Regions from separate parts of the Mus musculus genome. Here all the other regions are linked to region 1. The links are chromatin loops, found by intact Hi-C in ENCODE. Cell type or tissue: left cerebral cortex. All regions are shown on one strand.

The links. Peaks named below come from ENCODE experiments on the same cell type or tissue, not always from the same donor. Only the 100,000 strongest peaks of a DNase experiment are listed, where the experiment ranks them.
Region 2: a loop joins it to region 1, with 2.9 times the contacts of the local background. A loop is called at or near these places in 5 of 42 quality-filtered maps.
Region 3: it touches region 1 in a loop (2.0-fold over the local background); 2 of 42 quality-filtered maps call a loop at or near these places.

What each region holds. Positions count from the first base shown.
Region 1 is chr13:83,447,847-83,455,846 of GRCm38, reverse strand. No RefSeq gene overlaps it. Among named protein-coding and RNA genes, the nearest start is that of Gm33274, 5.4 kb to the right of the region's middle. In left cerebral cortex, no CTCF peak of the experiment used is centred here; DNase peaks (open chromatin) are centred at 925, 3,696, 3,812 and 4,849.
Region 2 is chr13:83,384,303-83,392,302 of GRCm38, reverse strand. No RefSeq gene overlaps it. Among named protein-coding and RNA genes, the nearest start is that of Gm33217, 32 kb to the right of the region's middle. In left cerebral cortex, no CTCF peak of the experiment used is centred here; no DNase peak of the experiment used is centred here.
Region 3 is chr13:83,370,367-83,378,366 of GRCm38, reverse strand. No RefSeq gene overlaps it. Among named protein-coding and RNA genes, the nearest start is that of Gm33217, 18 kb to the right of the region's middle. In left cerebral cortex, no CTCF peak of the experiment used is centred here; DNase peaks (open chromatin) are centred at 1,791, 2,052 and 4,870; H3K27ac peaks cover 848 bases.

The DNA of each region.
Region 1 (8,000 bases):
CTTTATTTAAAGAATCTTACTTTTTTTCTTCAAATAACTATGGGAGATAATAGTATTGTTATTTGCAGACAAACCAAACCAAACCAAACCAAACCAAACCAAACCAAACCAAACCAAACCAAACCAAACCAAACCAAACCAAACAACCAACTATCTCAACTATCCAAAAACAAATTAAGAAAGAATAGAAGGTAACAGGAGAGACAGACACATGGGCAAAGTTCAATGATATAAACATGTATAAAATGTAATTATGAAGCCCTCTATTTTGTGTCCTAATTATAACATAAACTTATACTTCTGCCTTATACATACATGAAAAAGCAAAGCCTATTAACAGTGTCATCATGTACAGAAAATTTGAGTTGCAAAAGCTCACCCGATTGTAGCCAGATGCCATGTAGTGATCTTACAGGTGAGTAAGATTTGTCTAGGCGATTGGGGTATTTTCACTGCAGAAACTTTATTTGTTGTGTTAGTTATGGAACATTGACTTCATGAACATAGCAACTGGGATGTCCCTTGAAAACAGTTCCATTATTTTGTCTATAACTATTCTGGTTCCCTTATAAATTTAGAGTCCCATGCATTTTAAAATCCTATCCAATTCAATAATTAAAGCCATCCTTTTAGGTAATGCTGTCTGTTTAGGAAAACACGCTTAGTCTCCCAGATTTTTCAGCCTTCTGTCCACTTCTGGGCTCTCCTTCAAGTTAGTGTCTAGTTATTTTACAGACTTCAGGGTGGTAGGGAAGAGCTGGCATTACTGGGTGTTGAGTTCTACTGGTCCTCGAAGATTCATGATGATATCCCTTGTCTACGGGGTTTGTAGGTACTAGAGATGAGGTTGACACCTGCTCTCTTGGTTTGATCTGCTTGCCAGGAAAATAGCCTGGTTGGGGCTACAAAAGTTCAATCTCTGATTTATTTTCCTGTAGCTCCCGGTGGAAGCCCAAACTGGGTCTCTTCCATGGAGGTCTTTTGTTTGCCAAGTCTCAACACAGCTGCCTCCTTGGGACTGAGAGTAGGGTGCTATGGAAACTCCTTGTTTTTATCTATGCCACACTGAAACCAAGGAAAGTCTAGGAAAGCCATTGCATGCTGTGTAGGTAGTTCTAGCCTGTTTCCTTCTGAATTCAGATGCAGAAGTTGAATTTGTACTTCTCTTGGGCCTCTTCCCACCCAACCACTAAGAAGAGAAAAGAAAAAAGGGGAGTGGGAAACTGAGACACAGTCTCAAAAATGCCCAATCCAGAATGGATTTTCTGACTCTGAACTAAGCCCTCCCATGATGTTTGAAAAAGTATGTGACCTAGAGAGCTCACAGGTAGAAGGGACTCTGTTTTTATAATGAGAGACATATGGCTAAATTGTCCAGGATTAATTCATGTAATAGAAAGTAGGTTCTAAAAGCATTTAGCAAATCTGTTTATTCTACACAGGGCTTTACTTTTGAGCCAAATGCTTATCTTTTCCTGATCTAGGGCAGTAAGATTTCTGTATTGGCCTTAGCAAAATGAAATGTGATTTAGGAAATGTTTTGAGATACATTGGTTTAGTATGTGCGAATTAACACTCCCTGTATAGTTCAAAGTCTGGAAACGTGTGGCTGAATGTGCAGTTTGTACTCTGTCTCCTGGTGAGGTTAACATGAGAACCACTCCTAATACACTTTGTCTAGCAAGTAGCAAAGGTGGGAAACTGGGTTTGCTGTGAACTAAAAGTGGATAAAAACTAATAGATTATATTTAGTATCCAGTCTGTAAAAAGGGAGAAGTAATTACAAACAAAAATCAGGCAAACACTTCTTTTATCAATAAAGAATGAATTAACCAACCTGTGACATTTGCAGTGCAGTGTTTCAGTTTAAACTGACATTTTAAAGAAACTATTTCCTGAGTGTTTTGTAAAAGAAAAAGTATTAATAAATTTTATTTTACAAATGCTCTGGCGTTCTCTTTTGCTTGTTAGCAAATTAATTCACCTCCTCTATATTTCTTTTCCAGTTAGACTTCATACTAAAGGGCCTTTCGAACAGAAAAGAGAATTAAACTATGACAATATAAAAATCTATCTAGGCAATCATGTTTTTTTAAGCCATACTCTATATTTGTAGTATGTGAGAGGATATTGCTCTTATGGTACAAATGGATGATTGTAAGTCCTGGGTTAGACCTCGAAGTAAAGACTCTTCTACCATGCTAGTGCCACCACTAAGTCTCACGAAAGCTTTTATTCTTTTTAAATTTTGAGTCAAAATTTCTCCCAAATCCCAAATTCATGATAAAAAAAATCCCAGTTTGCAATTTCCAGACCAACACACATACAGTAGAGGACTTCTGGGTCTGTGTTCATTCAGAGATGATGCACCTAATGCTCAAGAGACTGGAGGCCCCAGGGAGTTTAGAGGTCAGGTGGGGTGGGGAGTGGGGGCATCCACATGGAGACAGGTGGGGAGGGAAGGAGGTGTGGGATGTGGAGCAGTTGGAGGGTGGATGGGGGGTGGGAAATGGAATATGGAGTGTAAAATTTGAATTAAAAATAAAATAAAATAAAATAAATTTAAAAAGAATCCCATATAACGACCATGTTTTTCTAAAACAGTCTCTGTAACTATGGGCACATGTGTTCGTGTTAGTGAAAAGTGTGTATTTGGAATTGAGGCAGGAGCTTTACTTGACAGTTTACAGAACAGATAAAAACAACTTCCCCTTTCTCTCCTGTGCGCACAGAGCACAGGGATTCCCAAACCTTCTTGGTGAACTTAAAGATAATGTATAGAAAACTGGAATTCCTTCTTATTCCCCATCGTTAGTATTTATATTGTATTACTCATAGATGTTAGACATTGCTAACAGATTTAGTTGTGTTTTGTGAAAGTTAAAAATTTCTCTTCTTCCTTAAAAACCTAGAAATTCAGATGAAATGAAATGCAAAAAGCTATTGTAGACCTCTTTGTGTGTGTGTGGCTTAATCACAGAAAGCGTTAAATGAAATAAAAATTTAAATATAATTTTAGGACGTTCTTCTTCCAGCAGACACTTAGGTGGTACTTCTGGGAAGCAGTCTGAATTGAGGAATTTGGCATGATTTTGAATAGTGGGCAAAAGCATATTTAAATTATATTAAATGTGTAGGAGTAATTTTAATATAGGAAATATATTTTGTCATAATTTCTAGAGCTTTTTATTATTTCTACTTTTGGAAAATGGAATTTGGTTGATTTTTTGCCCAGAAAAATATTATTCTTTTTAATGAAAAAATAGAGTTTATAACTGAGATTTCTAGTCATTATACCAGGATAACAATGAGGTCCTCTGACTCTCCTTGCCTTTGTGAGAGAACAAACAACTTAGCAACCTATCACAAATACAGAACACTGCTGCTTTCTTCTTAGTATATATTAGTGTAAGTATTATATTAAATATGCTTGTAATGTGTATGTATGTGTAAATATACACACAAATATATATTTAACAATTAATAGTGTAACTATATTAGTACATAATAGTATAACTCAATTAGCCATTGCTTTCTTCTGTTAGAGTTTCTGTGTGAAAACAGCAGCCAGCTGAAAAGGAAGCTCTCCATCGTTTGCACTGTCTTTCAGAGGCCTCACTGCAACTTAGGTAACATGATTTCTAATATGTCCCTAGGACTGTGGAAAGAAACTGGCTTTGTAGAATGTGTACATTTGAACATCATGGAGGAATAAATATCTTTCCCTTGCAATTCAAATTGTATCCAGTGATACTATTTTTATGCCTCTTACTAGGAAATGAAATACCTCTAAATTTAGTGCTTTGGAATTTTATTTCCACTAAAATTTTCTTCAGATCTGTGAGCACCATAGTAACAGCTATGTGAGCTGATTCTTCATTACAACGTGCCGATAAGAGCTTCACTCAAGACAGCTCCTTTGGGATGACTGAAACTAAAAATTGATTCTGATAACATTAGAACAAATTTAAAGACAAAATGATGAAAACATCAGGGAAAGTGTGCGTGCTATGGACAAATATTACTCCCCTTTAAGAAAGATTTTGTTTTATCAATTTCTTCTAGATAAAAGCTAGAATGTATTTAACAAAAATTTAAATTTCTTTGGTTATTTCATAGATTGTTAGGATTTTTCTCTTCTAAAAAATAATTTTTGATAAGAAACATGAAAAATTCAGTTGAATTTATTTATGGCCTACATAAAGATGTTAGTATCCTTTATAATATTTTTTTAAAAATGTAATTCTAAGTAATATAGGTGTGAAAAATAACTTCACATAATCTATTCTAATGAAAAGACAATAATCAATAAATTATTTTGTAGGAAATATCTTTATTAAAATAAAACAGTTCACTAGATTGAGCTCAGACCATTTGAGAAAGGAGCCCCTGAATAAATCAGGTTGATAACTGATTAGCAGAGCATGTAATTGGTCATTTTACACATCTGCAAAATTTCTTTATATAAATCTTACCTTTAACATGTTCAAAGGAAAAATTTATTTTGGGCACGTTGTCCATGAGTATCAGTTGACATTTATACAGTGCACAGAATTTATAGTGTGGGTTAGGATGTTGGCCATAATTCCAGGCCAATAGTTTGTAAAGGGAAGATTCCATTTTGTACTGTTTATAAAATGTTACTCTGCAGTTCTGTGCTCCAAGACTAACAAAGTCTACTCAAGTCTACTCTGGCACTGCAGTTTAACTTACTGCATTCATTAAGTGAGGCTAAGATTGTCCTAATTATATGTTATCAACAATTAAGAAATAGATCACACACCACAGAGTGGCTAAAACATTGTGTATTCTTGGCTGGTTGCCAGCAGAGGTGTCATGTTCCATTCTACCTTGTCATCAGCCACATTCCTGCTTCTGCAGAGCAAGTAGCAGCTGCATTAGACAAAATAACTCAACTTCTCACATGTGCTTTTTCTTTAGGAAAGAGCTCACACTGAACTGCATTTCTTCAGTGATTAGTACTACACCTGAGTGAATTTGTGGGGAACAAAAATGTATTCTACTCAAATAGAAATTTTCACTGATATAATCTTTCATGGTTTTCAAATGCATTTGTCTCATCAAAATAATGGTTTTACTTTCATGCTGAAACTATTGCCAAATGGAATCTGTGGGCCCAAAGCACTCTACTTTTTCGGCAATGATTTTCCTATACCTCAAATTACATAACTTTACGGATGCTCTGTTTCAAAGGAAAACAATCTTTATTGATCCAAGCAGTCAGAATTAATTGTGAATCTCTGATCTTAAAACTCCTGGCAAAAGCCTTTTATTCAGAACACCCATATGCCAGATGTCCAACACTTCACGAATCCTTGTGGGAATGATTGGGTTTTCAAATACTCTGATTGTTCAATCTACTGTGGCTTCTGAAAGCAGAGTTTCAGCAAGGAGTTCACCTGATCAGAAAACAGGCTCAGGCAACTTTATGAAAAGCTAGATTGGACCTGGCTTTTGCTTCAGTTGTCATCTTTGTTCCTGATAAAGTCAAAATGGATTTTTAGAAATTTCTCTCCTTTCCTTGTGTTTGGCCAGGAGACCTTGGCACAGCAGGTGTGTGCTGTTGCAGAATGAGAGTGATGTTGCTGGGGTAGGATGCTGAGTCAATAAACCCTGACAGCTAACGGCTATTTGTTCCTCAAATGCTTTCTGAAAATATGGAAAGCTATATCTCATAGGAAGAAAGGGTCTTAAACTTCTCCACAGAGGATGGATACATGAGAACATGAGTTGTATATTATCAGTTGACTTGAATCTTGAAAGCTTTACTGGCTCCTGTATGAATCAAAATAGAGGTCATACGGACTCCTTAATTAAGAGATATCAAAGACATTCAAGAGAACCACACAAAATCTCTAGTATGCATGTAAACCACCTTAGGCCATTGTGTACTAAGACTATTTCCTACTGAGGCAATAGTTTTTCCATTCTTGCTTTATAGGAGAATATCTTTGCTGCATTTGTAACCCATAGATATCTGCTATTCTCTAAAACAAATCATTTGGAATGTTAATGACCTTTGATTTCATACTGGATTCTTTGATTTCATTTGGAAATCTTGAGTGATATCTCAATAAATATATCTAGAGATTCTGGCAAATTCCATTAGGGAATATCTAGTCTGTTGTAGGTAGCCATACCAACACCACAGCTAAAGAACTAGCCACAGAACCCATCGTCTCTCACAGTTTCTTCTTATGTCCCTGCTGTTTCTTCTCCTTTCGCCCTTTCTTCCTCCTTAGTTTCTCCTTCTTATCTTACAATGTGCTTCTCCTCTCTGCTATTGGTTTAATGTGACACACTAGACTACTGTAAGATAGTCAATTATAAATGATTAGTTCCTCGGGCCATTATTGAATCTTGTTATGGTGCAGCAATGCATTGGTAATGCGTTTGCCAGTTCGAGCCATTACAGGGATCAGTGTCTATACCCAGCAACTTCTTGGTGATGAAGGACTTTTATTTGGCTTTCTTTCTCTTTACACTACCCGGTTACCCATGTATACTGTCTAATTTTTTTTTTTTTTTTTTACATCCAGGATGCTTTTCAGAAATATATCCAACAGTTTTTGATTTGTTCAATAGTTTTTTTCTTTATTGATTTTGTTTAATCTTATTCTTATTAAAAATAACTCACCACTTCTCTTTTGACCTGCAGTTGATTTTCATATATCTTTTCTCTCTTGAGAATAGCTTTTACTTTTCCTTGCTAGCTTTCTTCTATACTTTAGGATTTTTTAATACTATAACTTAAGTTCAGTCTAAATTGCTGGGACAGCCGCTTTTGTCAAAGTCCCCTACACTTTGCTGACCACATCTCTGACTGACAGGGTGTGATACCTTCAGGTCTTCCAAGAGAATTGCTTCCAGTGAAAACACTGGAATAACATTGTTGAGCTATAATTTGTGATCAAACATAAGATAATTCTTTGAAGCCACTTTTACCATATCACTTTAAGTTAATATAATTCTGAATCTCAAAACTAATACATCTCATATTAAGACTGCATGTTAACACATGATTCTAACATTAATAGAAAGAAGTCTGTGTAGACATCTGTGAAAACATAGTAGACTTAGTCTTCCATGTTTTTGAACACTCAAGGGAAGGAATTATTGTTGTTTTTAGACTCTAGTCTATAGATGCATAGCTTTTACATTTACTGAATTATTTGGGCTAAGTACCATTTTTCCATTACCATGGCCCTCGAGCACAAATGCATACAATTAGCATATTAGGAGTATATTGGAAAACATATTTGGTATATGCATCATTGTGAGAAAAAGAATTTCAATCATAAGAGAGGTTATTTACTTTTGTTTCAAAATATACAGTACCAGACCCAAAGCTGAATCCATTAGTGTTGCAAACAGTTCTATCCTTTACTTAAGAGCCCAGTAATTCCATTTGCCACTTCTATTCTTCTCCATTTCATTAGCAACCTCCTATACAGTAAAAATGTTTGCAGGAAGTGTATAGTGGTTCCATGGGGCATGCTTGACAGCCTAGAGTAAATGCCTGGGAAACAGGGAGCCCCCTTTACACTCTGGAGCCAGTAGGACAAATCACTGAAATCCTCTTAGATATTAAAAGGGAATATCCTGAGATATTCTGAAATCTCAAAAGGACTAACAAAGTTCATTCCATTTGTCATTGAAATTTGACAGTGATGTAGAACAAAACCTTTCCGCAGCGGGGACAGGCTGCACCGAAATCCTTTTGCAACAAAGAAATTAGGTCAGCAGAAATTTAGGTCAACACCTTACAGATATGTCCTCATGCCTGAAAGAAGCCAGGAAAATGTAAAATATAACATACAGGAAGGTTATTGTTTTTGTATTTAATTCAATAGGTGGTACCTTCCGAAGCATCCTGTGATATAAATACAGCTATGATTCAGCAGAAAGGCAATTGCCTTTTACATCACTAGAGTTGCTCCTGATAAACCTGAAAGCAATAACTGAAGTACTTCTAGCTG
Region 2 (8,000 bases), 64 kb after region 1:
TACAAATGCCATCTTGAAAAGTGACTTGATATTTGATAGTTATGCCTTGGGTATGTTGGTAAATAATAGCACATTATGCTTTTAACATCTACAGTCAAGATTGAACATATAAAGTGCTTATTCAAAAATAGGGTTTGCCACAATTAGATTTACTCTTAATATAAAACCTAAGTCAGGCTAATTTAGTATACTAGTATAAAACTTCTCAGTGAAAACATATTAAACAGTAAGTCATACGAGGTGATTCTTAGTACAGCAAGTTAAAGGAAAAGACTTAAATAGAATTGTGTCTATAGGTGATTTAAATATTGCAAGATACAAGTGAAATTAAAAATCTTGAATAGAAATGTATAACACTGTTTATAGTGATTATGTTTGTATGAGATGGTTGTGATATTTTGTTTCACCTTCTGTGTTGCCCATTTTTGGTATTCTAGGAATATACATGGATTTAAGAATAATTTTTAAAAATACTGTGCACAGAAACTTTTCACAAAGAAAATCATGTTTAAGAACTTTTGGACTTGGCTATGTTGGTAAATAACAGCACATTACTATCGTTTTTTGTAGTAGGTCTAACAGAATCTGTTGAATGGTTGAAATGCAGTAAAATGCAACCACATAGTTTAGCTGTGTTTAGACCAGCCACAGAAATATCATATCAATAACACACTGACCTACACACAGCTGTGAGTATGTTTTATACTGTTTTAAGAAGAAAGAAACAACCATTTAAAATAAGAAAAATTCAGTCTCTGCTCCACACTTTGTCTCCATATTTCCTCCTGTGAGTATTTTGCTTACCTTTCTAAGAAGCACTGAAGCATCCACATTTTGATCTTCCTTCTTCTTAGGCTTCATATGGTCTGTGAATTGAATTTTGGGTATTCTGAACTTTTGTGCTAATGTACACTTATCAGTGAATACATACAATGTGTGTTTCTTTATCTACATTTTAAATGTTATCCCATTTCCTGGTCCCCCGTCCCCCGTCCCCCTGTCCTTGCTTCTATGATGGTGTTCCTCCACCCACCCACCCACCCACTCCCACCTCCCTGCCCTCCATTCCCATACACTGGGACATCTATCGAGCCTTCATAGGAACAAGGACCTATCCTCCCATTGATGCCTGATAAGGCCATCATATGCTACATACGCAGCTGTAGCCATGTATACTTTTTGGTTGGTGGCTTAGTCCCTGGGAGCTCTCGGGAGGGGGGGGGGTGGTGGTTGGGTGATATTGTTGTTCTTCCTATGGGGTTGCAAACCTCTTCAGCTCCTTCAGTCCTTTATCTAATTTCTCCACTGGGGACTCCATGATCAGTCCAATGTTGACTGTGAGCATCTGCCTCTGTATTTGTCAGGCTCTGGCAATGCCTCTCAGGAGACAACTATATTAGGCTCTTTTCAGCAAGCATTTCTTGGCATCCACAATAGTATTGGGGTTTGGTGACTGAATATGGGATAAATCCCCAGGTGGGACAGTCACTGGATGGCCTTTCCTTCAGTTTCTGCTCTACAATTAGTCTTCATATTTGCTCCTTTGAGTATTTTGTTCCTCTTTCTAAAAAAGAGTGAAGTACCCACACTTTGGCCTTCCTTCTTCTTGAGTTTCATGAGGTCTGTGAATGATATCTTGGGTACTCGGAGCTTTTGGATAAATATCCACTTATCAGTGAGTGCATACCATGTGTATTCTTTTGTGATTGTGTTACCTGCTCATAGAGGAATGGGAAGCGGGGATGGGATAGGGGGCTTCCTAAGGGGAGACCTGGAAAGGGGAAAATATTTGAAATGTAAATAAAGAAAATATCCAATAAAAAATTTCTCCCAAACTAAACTTTTCTATCTTGTTTACTCATTTGAGATCTGCCATATAAAGCTCACGTTCTTAGATGGCATCATGGCTGGGTTGGGAAGTTCAGGTGGATTTGCACTATACCTCCAGTTTACACATGCCGTGCTCCCCATGGCCAGCCTGACATGACCGGTTAGGATTCATGCTTTCCTGCTAATCTTATACTAGAAAAATATTTTCCTGTCATTATTTCTCTGTCAAAGGCATTTTTGTCATTATTTCTTGTTCTTTTTTGTATCTTAATATTTATTAATTATTAACACATAAGTTATTTCAAATATACTATTTAGAAAGAGTATGAAGTGCTTACAACATTTCCAGTGATTTTAAGTGGAGCATCACGACAGCATACTAAAATCAAGCAAGAAAGGCAGAGTTGCATGTCTAGTGAAACAGACTATGAAGAAGTTGGTGTGCTAGCCGTGTGGCTAACCCTAATGTTCTCTTTCTATGTCTTTTGATATCACGTAGTTATCTCTTCAGATCATAAAGAAAGTCACCTCCTCCTAAGTGTTAGGTTTTGGCTGCTTTCAAGTCCCTGGCCTCTGGGTGAGGTTAATTGTTTTGGAAAAGCCACCAATGCTTCCTTGCTAAATCACATTCAAGACACTAATTTCATTTCTTTCCTGGCTGTGTATAGGTGAATTAGCAAAGCACCACTCCTGAATTGTTTTCCAGTCTTCAAGTGAAGCCTAATTAAAGAAATATATAGTTTTTATTGAGCTTCAAGAAAAAGGGACATGGGGCACAATTAAGTTTGCATCAATAATTAATGACATAAAATTATTAATGTAGCAAATATTACACATTAATAAGAAATATATTTTGTCACCAACTGCTGCATAAAATTCTTCTTTCATGATCTATAATCCAAAAGGAAAAATGGAAAATAAAAATAAAAAAATGTTATATTATTGCCTGAGTTTATGACTGTTAGAAATAAGATGTCTTTATATTTAAACACTATAATTTCTAAGAGGTAATTGTTCTAAATCAGCTCTTTTTAAAAGGTGAGTGATACAAGACTATTCATGATAATTTTTTTCTGTAATATGATTTTTGCTTGGCAGCCCTAATTTTTATTAGTCTGTCTAATAGCTTTCTATAATAAAAGATTACAAGTTAAAGATGAAGACAGGCCAGGGGATCCCTTATGCCAATTTCCCATCTTCTTTGGCAGAGCTTGAATTATCTGTTCTTGCTTTTAGGAGAGAGGAATTTGACATTAAAACAAGCTTTGTGTTTCATGGATCCTTATTCAGTAAGTTTTCTTAGTCACTAAAAATTCTTTGGCAAATTAAAATTTAGGATATATCTCCCTGGCCCTCATTCCCCAGTACTCTCTAGCCTATACTTTTTTTAAAAAAAATATATATTTACTTATTATATATGCAAGTACACTGTAGCTGTCTTCAGACACACCAGAAGAGGGTGTCAGATCTCATTATTCGTGGTTGTGAGCCACCATGTGATTGCTGGGATTTCAACCTTCAGAAGAACAGTCAGTGCTCTTAACCACTGAGCCATCTTTCCAGCCCTAGCTTATACTTAAAAAAGAATCAATCAAAACTCTATAACTTGCTAGTTCAACTGACTCTATAGGGTATGCTATACATCTTAAGTACCAATGACTAAGGGATAAATAAAGAAGAGGTTGCTAGCCCAGTGGCACCCATTTTTGCCTTGGGTGGTTTGTCAAAAGAAGTTCTGAGCCATGGGTCCATAGCCAAAGAGAAAGGATCCCCACGAGTTCTCTATAAATCAAAAACCCTAGAGAGCTCACTACCTAAAGTTCACAGCTTCCATGAAGACAAGTGGCAATGAGTTCCTGTGGATCTTGGTCTATTCAGAGAAGAGGGACAACAAATGAGGGAACTAAGGTAGAGTTACTTAGGCAGAACTTATCACTGTCTGCATGTTTTCCAGAACATGTGACCCATGATCTTCCAGGGATAGAGAGTTACGCATCCCAATCAGAATGGGGTATAAAAGAAGGAGGCTTGCTGCTTTAAACCGCACTGGCATGTTCTTTGCTATAGTTTCAACTAGATCAGGGGTTGGGGTGATTTATGCAGAACTGTAAGTACGTACTAAAGTATTTTGACTTGTAAACTCACCCCACCAGGAGAGGTCAGTGAAACAGAACTATATAGTTTCAATAAACACATGTAGGTTCAATGACCATTGGCTCTTGGCAATCCCCCTTTCTAGGTGGCAAAGCGTTGTTTTGTCAGAATCAAGACAAAAATGGATAATGTGTAGACATTACCAACCATATCTCTAATTTGTAAAGTCAGTTGTTTTTAAACAACAAATATTTACTGTAGGCAATTGACTGCAGGCAATATAAGTAAAAGATCTGAAATCTCCTGGTTGATAGCTAGAAAAAGAACTAAAATCTCTAGGTAGATTCTGCAATTACTGGAGAAAAAAGCTGATGAAATTGAAAACTAAATGTGGAAATTTAACAGTTTGAAGAGTTTGATAAGGCTTCATGGAGAATATGGCGTTTAAGATCATAGTAATGAGTTGGGAGGAATATGTAGCAGCAGATAGAGTGATGGCAGCTACATGCTTGGAGGTATGAAGAACGAGCATGAGCATAGAAGGTTTGGCTTGTTTCAGAGCACCATGCATTCCAAAAGTGGAAACAGATTCCCAGCAGGCCTAAGGAGCAAGGATGGAAAAGTTGCATAATGTTGAAGTTGCCTTAACATGACTGTTACAGATAATTGATCACACAGTGAACCCAATTGTGTTTCTAGTTGTGGAGTGGCTCAGCCTATACCATACACCTTTAATTCCTCTGGAATATAGACACACCCTTAGAACTCATCTTTAATCCCAAACAATAAAGATAAAGTTAGTTGTAGAAGAAAGAGTGCATGTTTGAAAGTGATGCTTAATTGAATGGCAGACAAAGTGACGAATCAGAGAAAATTTGACAGAAAAGGGTATGCCCAATGCTCATGAGAAGAGAGAGGAAGATGCTACTGAAGAGAGACCAGTGTGATAAGAGAAAGAAAAAGAGGAGGAAGGCAGTTTTACTGGGATTGTTGTACAGAGATAAATTGAAGGGAGAACAAGCTGGACACAGGTGAAGGCAGAATGAGCCAGACAATGAGAAGGAGCCAGAAGACTAGAATATATTGCCAATGTGAGTGTGAGGCCAAGCTAAGCAAATCATAAAGAAGCTGAGAGAAACCAGATTGAATCAGTCAGTGTGGAGAGGAGTTTGAGCCAGAACAGGAGAGTAGAACCAGCCAGTTGGAGGTCAGAAAGAACTAGAAAGGGCGAGCTTATTCAGTAATGTCTCAGAGGCTGAAATTATTCTCAACCTAGATTAGATTATGCAGAGGCAAGAAGCTTCCAGGACTAGGCCTAGGTTAGCATACTGAGGCAGTAAGCCTCTGGAGACCACACTTGCATCAGGAATAAAATTTCACATGACAAGCACAAGAAGCTTATTAACCAGCTCTTGGAGGGACTGCTACTCGTAGCAGAGCTGGAAGCACTATCCTTGAGTGATGTCTCATTCATTCATCTGCTGACTATCTTGGTGCTCAAGAGGAAACGGAGTTCTTGACCTACTCTTCCACTGAGCTAGATGCAAAGTCAATCGTTTTGTGCCCCTGTGAAGGGTATTGCAGTCCCATTAAGCACTTGAAGTTGGGCTTTCTAGTATGAATTTATGTTTTGTCTCAGTCACCCATGGCTATTGGTTTCTAATACATATTAAAAATCAAATCAGTATCAATTAACTTTTTCTTTTCTTAACCTGTCTCAAAGATGAAGTATCAGTAAGTATGAAAATTTGCCCTGTGTTTCATCCAATAGATGACTGTGAGCATCCACTTCGGTATTTGCCAGGCATTGGCATAGCCTTAGAAGAAAGAATTATGTCAGGGTCCTGTCAGCAAAATCTTTCTGACATATACAATCATGTCTGGGTTTGGTGGCTGATTATGGGATGGATCCCCGGGTGAGGCAGTCTCTGGATGGTCTTTCCTTCTGTCTCAGCTCCGAACTTTGTTTCTGTACTAGTCGGCCATCAATGGGAGGAGAGGCCCTTGGTATTGCAAAGATCATTATGCCCCAGTACAGGCGAATGCCAGGGCCAGGAAGCGGGAGTGGGTGGGTTGGGGAGCAGGGCAGGGGGAGGGTATAGGGGGTTTTGGGGATAGCATTTGAAATGTAAATGAAGAAAATATCTAATAAAAAAAAGCCTTAAAAAAAAGAAAATTTGCATCTTAAATGTTCTTCTAAAGCACAGACATTGATGTTGTGTTTCCCAGCCTGGGAGAGGACTGTGAGGTAGCTGGAATTTAAGAAGATTAGGATTAATGAGAAGTTACATCACCACAAATAGTTCCCCTAAGAAAACACTGGAATCCAAGCTCCCCTTTGTCTCCTACTTTAGAATTATTTATTTTATTTATTTTTAATTGAAATTTTACTTACAAAGTATTTCATATATTATTAATGTATATATTAGTATATAATATAGTATATGTTATAAATATGCTCATAAATACACATGTATATTAATCCTAGTTGCCAACTTGTCAGTATCTGGAATCTACTAAACCTAAGTATCTGGGTGAGGAACATGTGAGGAACTTTCTTGATTGAATCATTTCTTGATTGAATCTTTCCCATAGGTGGGAAGACGCACCCTACTCTGGGCCACACCTTCTGATGATAACCTACATAAAAGGACATAGAAAGGAGGAGCTTTTTTGCCCTTTCCCTTACTGGCAGGCTTATCTTCCTTATGCTGAGGCATCCCTTTGCTGGTGTTAAATCTACTTCTTCAGGATTCTAATGTATATTGAAGACCACCCAAGACATCCAGCCTGCTGGACTGAACAACTATCATATTCTTGAACTTTCTATCAAAAGACAGCCAATGTGGGACTAACTGCACCACAACCTGTAAGCCACTCTAATACACGCACACACACACACACACACACACACACACACACACACACACACAGAGAGAGAGAGAGAGAGAGAGAGAGAGAGAGAGAGAGAGAACCTAGGAAATCAGTTCTGTTTATTGCTTATTTTCTATGTGTGTCTGTGTACCAAATCATAGCCTAATTAGTGGGAAGCCATTAAGGAATAACAGTAAAAGATAGGTTTTTAAATAGATTTTCTTGAGGGACCTGAAACTTCAGTCATATAACATAAAGCAATTAGAAAGGGAATATGAGTCATTGATAGCAAATTTTTATATTCTAAAAGTTTAATAGAGTGGAAAAAGGAGAAAAAATATGGCCTTTAAAACTAGGTAGAATTGGAAGAATAAATGGGCATTTAGAGCTGGGTAGTGGAAGAACACCAGGAGGGTAGACTATGACCTGTGGGGGTTTTCTTTACCTATATGTGTCTGACTCATCTTTTTGTTTAGTCTTGGCCCTTCCTAATACCTAGTCCAAACTATTTTTGAGCCTTTCCATGTATTTATGGAATGAACACCCTATAGTTCAGAGCAAGAACAACTTAAACATAATTTAATTTATGAAATCAAGGGGAGCACTCATTGGTATGAAGGTAAAGACATCAGTTATGTGCAATACAAGGATAAATGTGTTCAGGACAGTATCTCTAATCTCAGAAATCATCCTCCATCTGCTTTGGTTAATTTAATGTGTGGATATAGATATGAGATTTAAAATCTCTTGAAGTTTCTAGGGCAGCATTTAATTTCAAGAGGGTGTGATATCTGTTGTATAACTTGCAAAAAAGTGGTTACACCACACATATGCACATGCAGGCATGCACATGCAGGTATATACTATAAGTCACACACGGTCGTGTACAGTTTAAATATGCATGAAGATAAAAATGTAGAATTTACCACCCTCTACACAGATCTTCTTGGCTTAATTATCGTCTCTGATATTATTGTTTGCTTGTTTCTTTTCTTTTTGTTTATACAGGTTATTTTATATAAGTACTCTCTCTCTCTCTGTGTGTCTCTCTTTCTCTGTCTCTCTGTCTCTTTGTCTGTCTGTCTGTCTGTCTGTCTGTCTCTCTCTCTCTCTCTCTCTCTCTCTCTCTCTCTCTAGCTGCCCACAAGTTGTACCTGAAAGACTTTCCTAGTAATCAATCTTTTTTTTTTTTCCATTTGTAG
Region 3 (8,000 bases), 77 kb after region 1:
CTGGGTGATTTTCGCCACTTCTAGGACATTGCAGAACACATATGAGTGCATAGGTGTTCATTCTAAATCAGATGTTTAGGAAGATAATGCATTTCTTTGCACTGTATAATAGCAAGGGCACTACAGCAGACTGACTTAGAAGGACTGTGGTTCAAGTCAGTATGTTTCAAACCAGACTACATTACACTCAGAAGACTTTATAGTGAATACCTTGGGCAAAAAATTGTAGTAGATTTTAAGAACCTTCATTTTCTGTCAGTTGAGAGATTTCATAAATTAAGCTTAGCTATTTCTTCCTTTTGGAAAGACTAAAATGAGAAGCTATTAAAGCATACTATTTCTTTAAAAAATTTGAATTAAATGTTTTCGTTTTCTAAAAATATACATTATCATCTTTTCTTTATCATCACTACCATTATCACTGTTATTAAAGTCAAACCTCAACTTCTCATGGTCCCAATTTTTACTAGATAATTCTGGTGTGCATGTGTGTGTGTGTTTTGTTGTTGTTGTTGTTGTTAAGAGCTAAATGGGGAAAAATGAACAAATGTGAGATTTAAGAATGAAGTATCTCTGGGTGTCACAAAGTTTCTGACACCCGGGCATGCAATAATCTCAGCCCAGTACTCATTTAATTCCAGAGGAAGAGTCCATTCACTGGGTTGGCAGACTCAACGAACAAGTATTTGTCTAAATGGAAATGGATACCATAGCATAAGAAATTTATGCAATACATTCTATGTAAAAATCACAATTCAGATGGTATAAATTTTCTTATAGTTAATTATTTGTTTTTCTGTGTATTGGCATTTTTCCTAATTTATTTTCTCTAATTATTTCTAAAATACTCCATTGTCCCTGTTACTCATGAAAATGCTCCATTTATATGTTAACTAAGATATTACAGACCAGGCTTGTGTGTGTGTGTGTGTGTTTCCCACTGCAAATTAAGGGCGTGTTTTATTTCTGCTGTTAGCTCTGATGGGATCGATCCTATATAGATCACTACTTTTAAAACCATAAAACAACTTTGGCTTTTCAAATTTTCATGTGTGCATATGGTATGCATGTGTATGTATATGCATATTTGCATGTATGTAGGCACATATGTGTGTGGTGTGTTTGCATGTGTTCACATGAATTTTTGAGGGGAAGTGGTATGGTTGAACATATGTAATATTAAAGCAGAATGGAAGAATGCTGCAGTAGAAAGAATGGAAGTAGTTGGGCTAGAGAACACCAAAACTCTATTCAAATTCATTCTTTCACTTTTCCTGACAAAGTAGCTGAGCTAGCTTCTTAACATCAAAAGAAAAATCTCCTACTCCCCACTTCTCAGTTAATTCCATTAGAAAATGCTGACTTTAATTATGAAAGGTGGCGATTTTCTTATTACATTTAATATTTTAATGTAGAAACAACAAATTGTTAGAAAAATAGCTACATTGTAGAAAGAGTTTAAATGTACAAAGAGTAGAAAGATATGAAAAACAGCCAAAGATCACATTAAATGTGAATCAACAAAGCCGAGATGGGCGTCATTTAAACCTTTGGGTGGCCTTTGAAAGTCATGAGCCAGGAGTACAGAAACATATACTCTCATCTGCAAAAGAAACAGCCTTGACATTGGCTATTAAGGGCATAGTTCCTTTCTCTCAGTACCAGCTCAGACTGAAGCCTGAGACTTGGAGCTTACTCACCACAGAGGAAATATCATGAGTTATTTGCTCGCTCTGCTGCAACAGTCCTGGCAAGCCTGGAAGTTATGTTGAGATCGTCAAATCTATAGTCCAGGATCATCTTTGTGAATCATGAAACCATATGCCACTGGTTGTCTGAGCTGAAGGAGAAGAGGGGAAAAAGGACCCCCTTCAATATACCCCAACTCCAACCCGGCAAATCTCATGATACTATCAAACAGTGCCAAGGGCCATTTGACCATCTTATACCTTTTCCATCCATGCATTAGGAAAAAAAAAATCTTTGCTATTGCTTGATCCATGTAAAATACCAGAACTCCTGTAGTGCTAACAAGGAATAAAGATCTTGCACCAGATGGTGCCTCTTGTCTCCATCTATCTCTAGCCCAAACAATCTGCCAGAGTTTTGAAGAAAAATGTGATGCGATCGTGTTGCAAAGTATATGAAGAAACAGTATGAAAAGTAATCTGGCTGAAGCAATGGGACCCAGAAGGGAGGGCTTATTATCGGTCTTTGGACCCGTGGATTAGGGCAATGCTATCTATATTTCGACTGTAAAACAAAAGACAAACTGAGATATGGAATCCTGCTAATATTTCTCTTTGTGTCTTGGCAACATACTGATAGTAAATACAGTAAAAATGTTAGGTACTTAAATCTGGGTATTTTTTGATATAGTACAAAATATTTCGATGGTTTGAACAAGTATTGCCAAAGACGAAGAGTGCCTGAACTCTATACTTACATTACTTTTTGATACTAATTATTGCTCTTAATATAGGCAAATTATCTACATTATAGTGTACCACAATCATGGGTACAGCTATATCCCTTTTGCAGAACATTTTAAGTATTTTTTGAAATCTTCTGGATGAGTTGCGTATACATATGTGTGTGCTTGTATTATGTATTTGTGGTGTGTATGTGGGGGCATTGTATGAGATTTCTATTTTTCTATGGGATTTCAGAAGCAATAGTGTTGTTAAATACCCTACTGTCATATGCTTTGATCACAGTTCCAATACTTTGCTATCAATTTTATCAAATATCTATGTCATTTTTGAAGTGCTTTAAAGAAAAATATATTTAGTAGTAGAGAAAAGAGGTCTTTTCTAAAAGTCAGTCATTGAGGGCATAACAATTAATACTGTCTCTATACGAACAATTTAAATAATAAACCTAGAAAATAACTCTGATTAGACAGTAAGTAGCTCATTGGTGTTCCTAGAAGTGTGGTCTGGAGACTGATGGTGATCAGAAAATTAGCAGACATTGGAGATGAGACAATGCAAAAACTGAGCAACAGAATTTGGAATTTTTTACCAACAGCTGTGGTAGCCAAGCATGCGCTCCTTTACCCAGCACTTCATTGTGTTTTAGTTTACAAAATACCAACCCAGGGCAGATTGTGTGAAATGAAGCCCACTCACGCAAATAAATAGTTGAGACAGAGAGTCTACAACTTCATCATTTCATCGAAGAAAGACTAAAATAGAGACAATGGCCTCACCCAGGAAGAGGGTCTATAGCCTTCATCCACTTACATGTTAACCATGATCAGGAGCTTTAGTGGCTCTTATGAAAAGGAAAGAATAGCTCTTGGCAAAATTGTAGTGACGAAGGAATAGGATGAAGTCACAGATTGAGTGGGATGCATGACAAGAAGGCACATATTGCCCATACCCAACATCGGCCTGGGTGATGGAATCACACACAGAAACTTCAGCGGCAAGGAGGCTTCAAAAACACCCGGCCAGAAAAATAATTCTGGCTTTTTAGCTTTGCACTAGCAATGGAAAAACATCTATTTACAAATTCACAGTGAACCATGAAAGACTGTGGGCCTCAACCGAAGAGTTCAATATTAGAAATTTAGAACAGATGGGAAGCTCTTCCCTATACATTTACCGAGAAAGAGAAATTATCCTCTCCATATTTTCCAGTGCTAGAGACAATACGATTTGCAATCTTTCCTTTTTCTTTACTAGGTTGATGCTACATAGGAATGAAAGGACAAAAGCCTGGTTGTTCCTAGCTTCATGGGTCACATGGTCACTTTTCAAAGCTTTGAAGTACTGCCCTGGCTAGGGTTTGTAGAACCTGAGGATAATAAGGATGATATGATATTACTAAATAAAATTATAATTAAAATTTAAATTCTCTCTCTGCTAGTAACATTAGAAATGAGTATTGGTTAGATCTTCATATTAGTTCCATAATATTTTGATTTCTTTATTAACCTTTTAGTGGAGGTCTAATAATATTCTTAGTGATAACTATATTAATGTTATAGTTTTTATTACATTATTTCTTGATTTTATATCAATCATTTTGTGAACATATAGCATTTTTATAGGATATAATGATGTCCAGTACATATAGCTGTGTCTATTGTTGCCTCATAGACACATACACCCCGCCACACACACACCAAAACAGAAAACAAACAAACAACAACAACAATAACAAAACAACAACAACACAGAACTCTTCCAGATGATCTCTTCTGGTTTTTTGATACAGTGGCAAAGCAAATGCTTTTACTCAGTTAAGAATCCATATTTCTAGATGCAGGAGACAGTAAATCTCATTTAAAATAGAGTAGAAGTTGTTTACTTTAAAGGTATTTATCACAGATATTTTGATTTCACAGTTGGAAGGAAGGACTTGTCGTTTTGTCTTCTTTAATTGAGTACTTAACTCATCATAAGTTGTTCAAGAAAGAAGGCACATTCTATTTATCATTGGACACTGAGATGAGTAGAAAGAAATGTTGCATTTCCATGTACTGTAGAAATCCTGCTGCATACTGACTGTGAACCTACTGTTGAATAAATACTTGGGACCAAATCAGTGCCTGATAAATAAGTCCTTTTAGGCTATTAACAGGTACAAAAAGTTTATACACAACAAAACATTTCAACTTCCTTTGTTAACAAACAAATTTACTGAGAAAGAGAAATTATCCTCTTCATATTTTTCAGTGCTAGAGACAATACGATTTGCAATCATTCCTTTTTCTTTACTAGGTTGATGCTACATAGGAATGAAAGGACAAAAGCCTGGTTGTTCCCTTTCTTCTTGAGCACACTTTTAAAACTCCACTTTGCCTCTCTACTTCATATCATTTTTTTCTTCTCCATGCTTGGGCATCCTTTGGTGAGCAGAGTGCTTTTCTCATGTTGCCATCTATTGCGGCTGTCACATGGTGTGCTGGATGCTTCAACGGAATCGCATCCTATTCATCTACTGTCAGAGGTGGCAATGCAGCAGACAGGGATGTTTGTAATTGAAACAAACAAAGCATGTGCTGTTACAGATTTGTATGCTAAACCTTCACAACAAAACTAAGCAGCTATTTGCTTTAAATATGTCAATTAACTGTTACTAATGTACAGTGCACTTCTGGGTTAAGGATGATTGATAGTTACACGCGGTGAAATGTTCTTAAACTAGAGTCAGGAAATGGAAATGTAGGAAAAGGAATGAGCCAGCAGCTGACAGCACTAGTTACAGGTTTCAAAACAACACTTGCAAGCCATTCCGTTATTGTTTCTTTCTTCCTTGTGCAGTCTGTTAGCCAATAATACACTAAAAAAGTTTTGGAAAAGAGAGAATGTTGTAGTGTGAAGTAGACATCATGGGCCTAATCTTATTTGTTTCACTCAGGCAGAACGCTTAGAAGCACAGTAGGAGTTTTGCCTGAGTGAGAAGAGGAGGCTTGTCTCTTTTAAATACCCATCAATGGATCTGTTGCAATTACAAAACTAATTAAAGGGAGAGATGGCTTTTCCCTTAGTTCCAGTGGTCTTTCTCAGCAAACAGTCACTTTGTCATTTGCTCAAGACTCACACTGCTCAGTAGAGAGACACAGAGACAAATGTTAACACAAGGTTACATCTCTCTATATATGTGCAAAAACACTTTTACATGTAAGACTAAATAGTAAAAGAGAAAGAGGTTATGAATTCAAAAGTGGGAGTACATGGAGAAATAACTGGGAAGGGTTGAATAGAGGAAACAAGGGGAAACTGATGCAATTCTATTTCAATAAAAATGTATTAATTTTCGTGGGAACTAAACTTACAAAGAATAAAAGGAAACAGAGGAAATTAACATTTTACACACATACATATATACATATATATATGTATATAATCATACAATCAACAAGAAAATATAAAATAAATGCCTTGCTTATAATTCATACTCTCAGCATATGTTAATATAGATAAACGACATCTCAAAAACCTGGTCATCCTCCATTGCTAGCATGGGACAGTCCAGATCCATAAATCTCTATCTGATAATTGCTACAGTGTCTGGCACAGTACTTTGGGTACTCAGGGAAACCAGGATATGCATCTTGAATCAACACAATGGCCTGATTGCTGCCCAGTTTTGGAAATTACTGTTAAAGCCTGCCATTTTGTTGAGATGATTTAAATCCAAGAACTCGGCCAGCTGACATGATTTAACAAAGCTAAATGTAAAACTCTTTGTGCCACAGACACTATCTATGCATTCTTTTAGTCAAATACAAAAGGAAGAAGAAATTTTCTAGAAACCAAATTTAATATTGGAGTCCATTTGATGTGCATCTTTAAATGTGCACATGAACATTTTAGTAAGTCATTTCATATTCCCCTCAATACACACACACACACACACACACGGGAATATTAATTGATTTTCTTGACAATGAAAGAAACCATTGTAATTCAGTATTTCTTATGTGTGACAGGTGGGTGAATGTGTAGCAGTAATGTTAAATCGAGGTAACAGAAGTAACATAATGTGATTCCTAGTTCATTCATATTTGAAGAAGCAACCTCAGCTACGAACTATAGTAAGTTGTTATTTAATGAGGTATCTGAAGTACCCAAGGTGTCTGTAGACTTATTGACTTGTAGAGAACTGTGCTAATGCACACATAGCTTGCTATCTCAGGTTTTGTCTTGCCTCTACAGGCTTAATTTACAGGCTTTTGAGCCATGGAGCTTTCCAGTGGGGTCAGGTAGTGAAAAAACAAGATGCCTAGGGGCCACTAAGGTTCAGGCAAATAGATGGAACTAGAAAATATCATCCTGAGCAAGGTAACCCAGATCTACAAGAATATGCAGGATATGTACACACCAATCAGTAAATATTAGCCATAAAGTACAGAATACCCATGATACATCTTACAAAGTGTGTGAAGTTTAACAAGAAGGAGGACCCAAGTGAGGATGCTTCAATCCCACTTAGAAGGGGAAACAAAATAATCATGGGATTCAGAGGGAGGGAGGGACCTTTGTATAAGAAGGGAGGTGGAGGAGAAAGGGGGGGACAAGATTAGGTATAGGGGGGGAGACAGGAAAGAAGCCCAAAGGTACAGGAGTCTGAATGGAAATTTTTCTGGATGTGGAGGGTGGGGGCAGAGTGAACCTCTAGAAAGTCCCAGAGACCTAGGGTATGAGAAGCTCCCAGGACTCATTGGGGATGACCTTAGCTAAAATGCTCAACAGTGGGGAGATGGAACCTGAAGAGACAACCTCCAGTAGATAAATAGGGCTCCCAGTGGAGGGACAGAAACACTCACACATCTTCAATATTTGTGACCCAGAATTGTTCTTGTCTAAAGGAAATGCAGGGACAAAAATGGAACAGAGACTAAAGAAATGGTTATCCAGTGACCAGCCCAATTTGGGATCCATCCCATAGGCAGGCACCAAACCCTGACACCATTTCTGATTCCATGTTGTGCTTGTACACAGAAGCCTGACATAGCTGTCCTCTGAGAGGCTCTACCAGTGCTGACTGAGACAGATGCAGATACTTACAGCTAACCATTAGACTGAGGTTGGGGACCTCAATGGAAGTGTTAGGGGAAAAACTGAAAGAGTTGAAGTGGATGACAACCCCATAGGAAGAACAACAGCATCAACTAACCAGGACCCCTCAGAGCTCCCAGAGTCAAAGCCACCAACCAAAGAGCATCCATGGGCTGATCCATGGCCTTAGACACAGACTACCTGGCCTGGCCTCAGTAGGAGAGGATGAGTCTAATCCTGTAGAAAATTGATGCGCTGGGGAAGGGGGATGCAGGATGAAGTGGGTGAGGTGGAGATAGGTGGGTAGGTGAGCAGCCTCTCAGAGGCAAAGGGGAGAGGGATGGGGTGAAGAATTCTGGGAGGGAGGACCAGGAAGTGGGGCAGCATTTGGAATGTAAATCCATAAAATAACTTAATAAGCAAAATAAAATGAAAAAGAAGAGTAGAGCCCTGTTACTTGTCAGTCTCTCAGTGCACAGGTGCTTT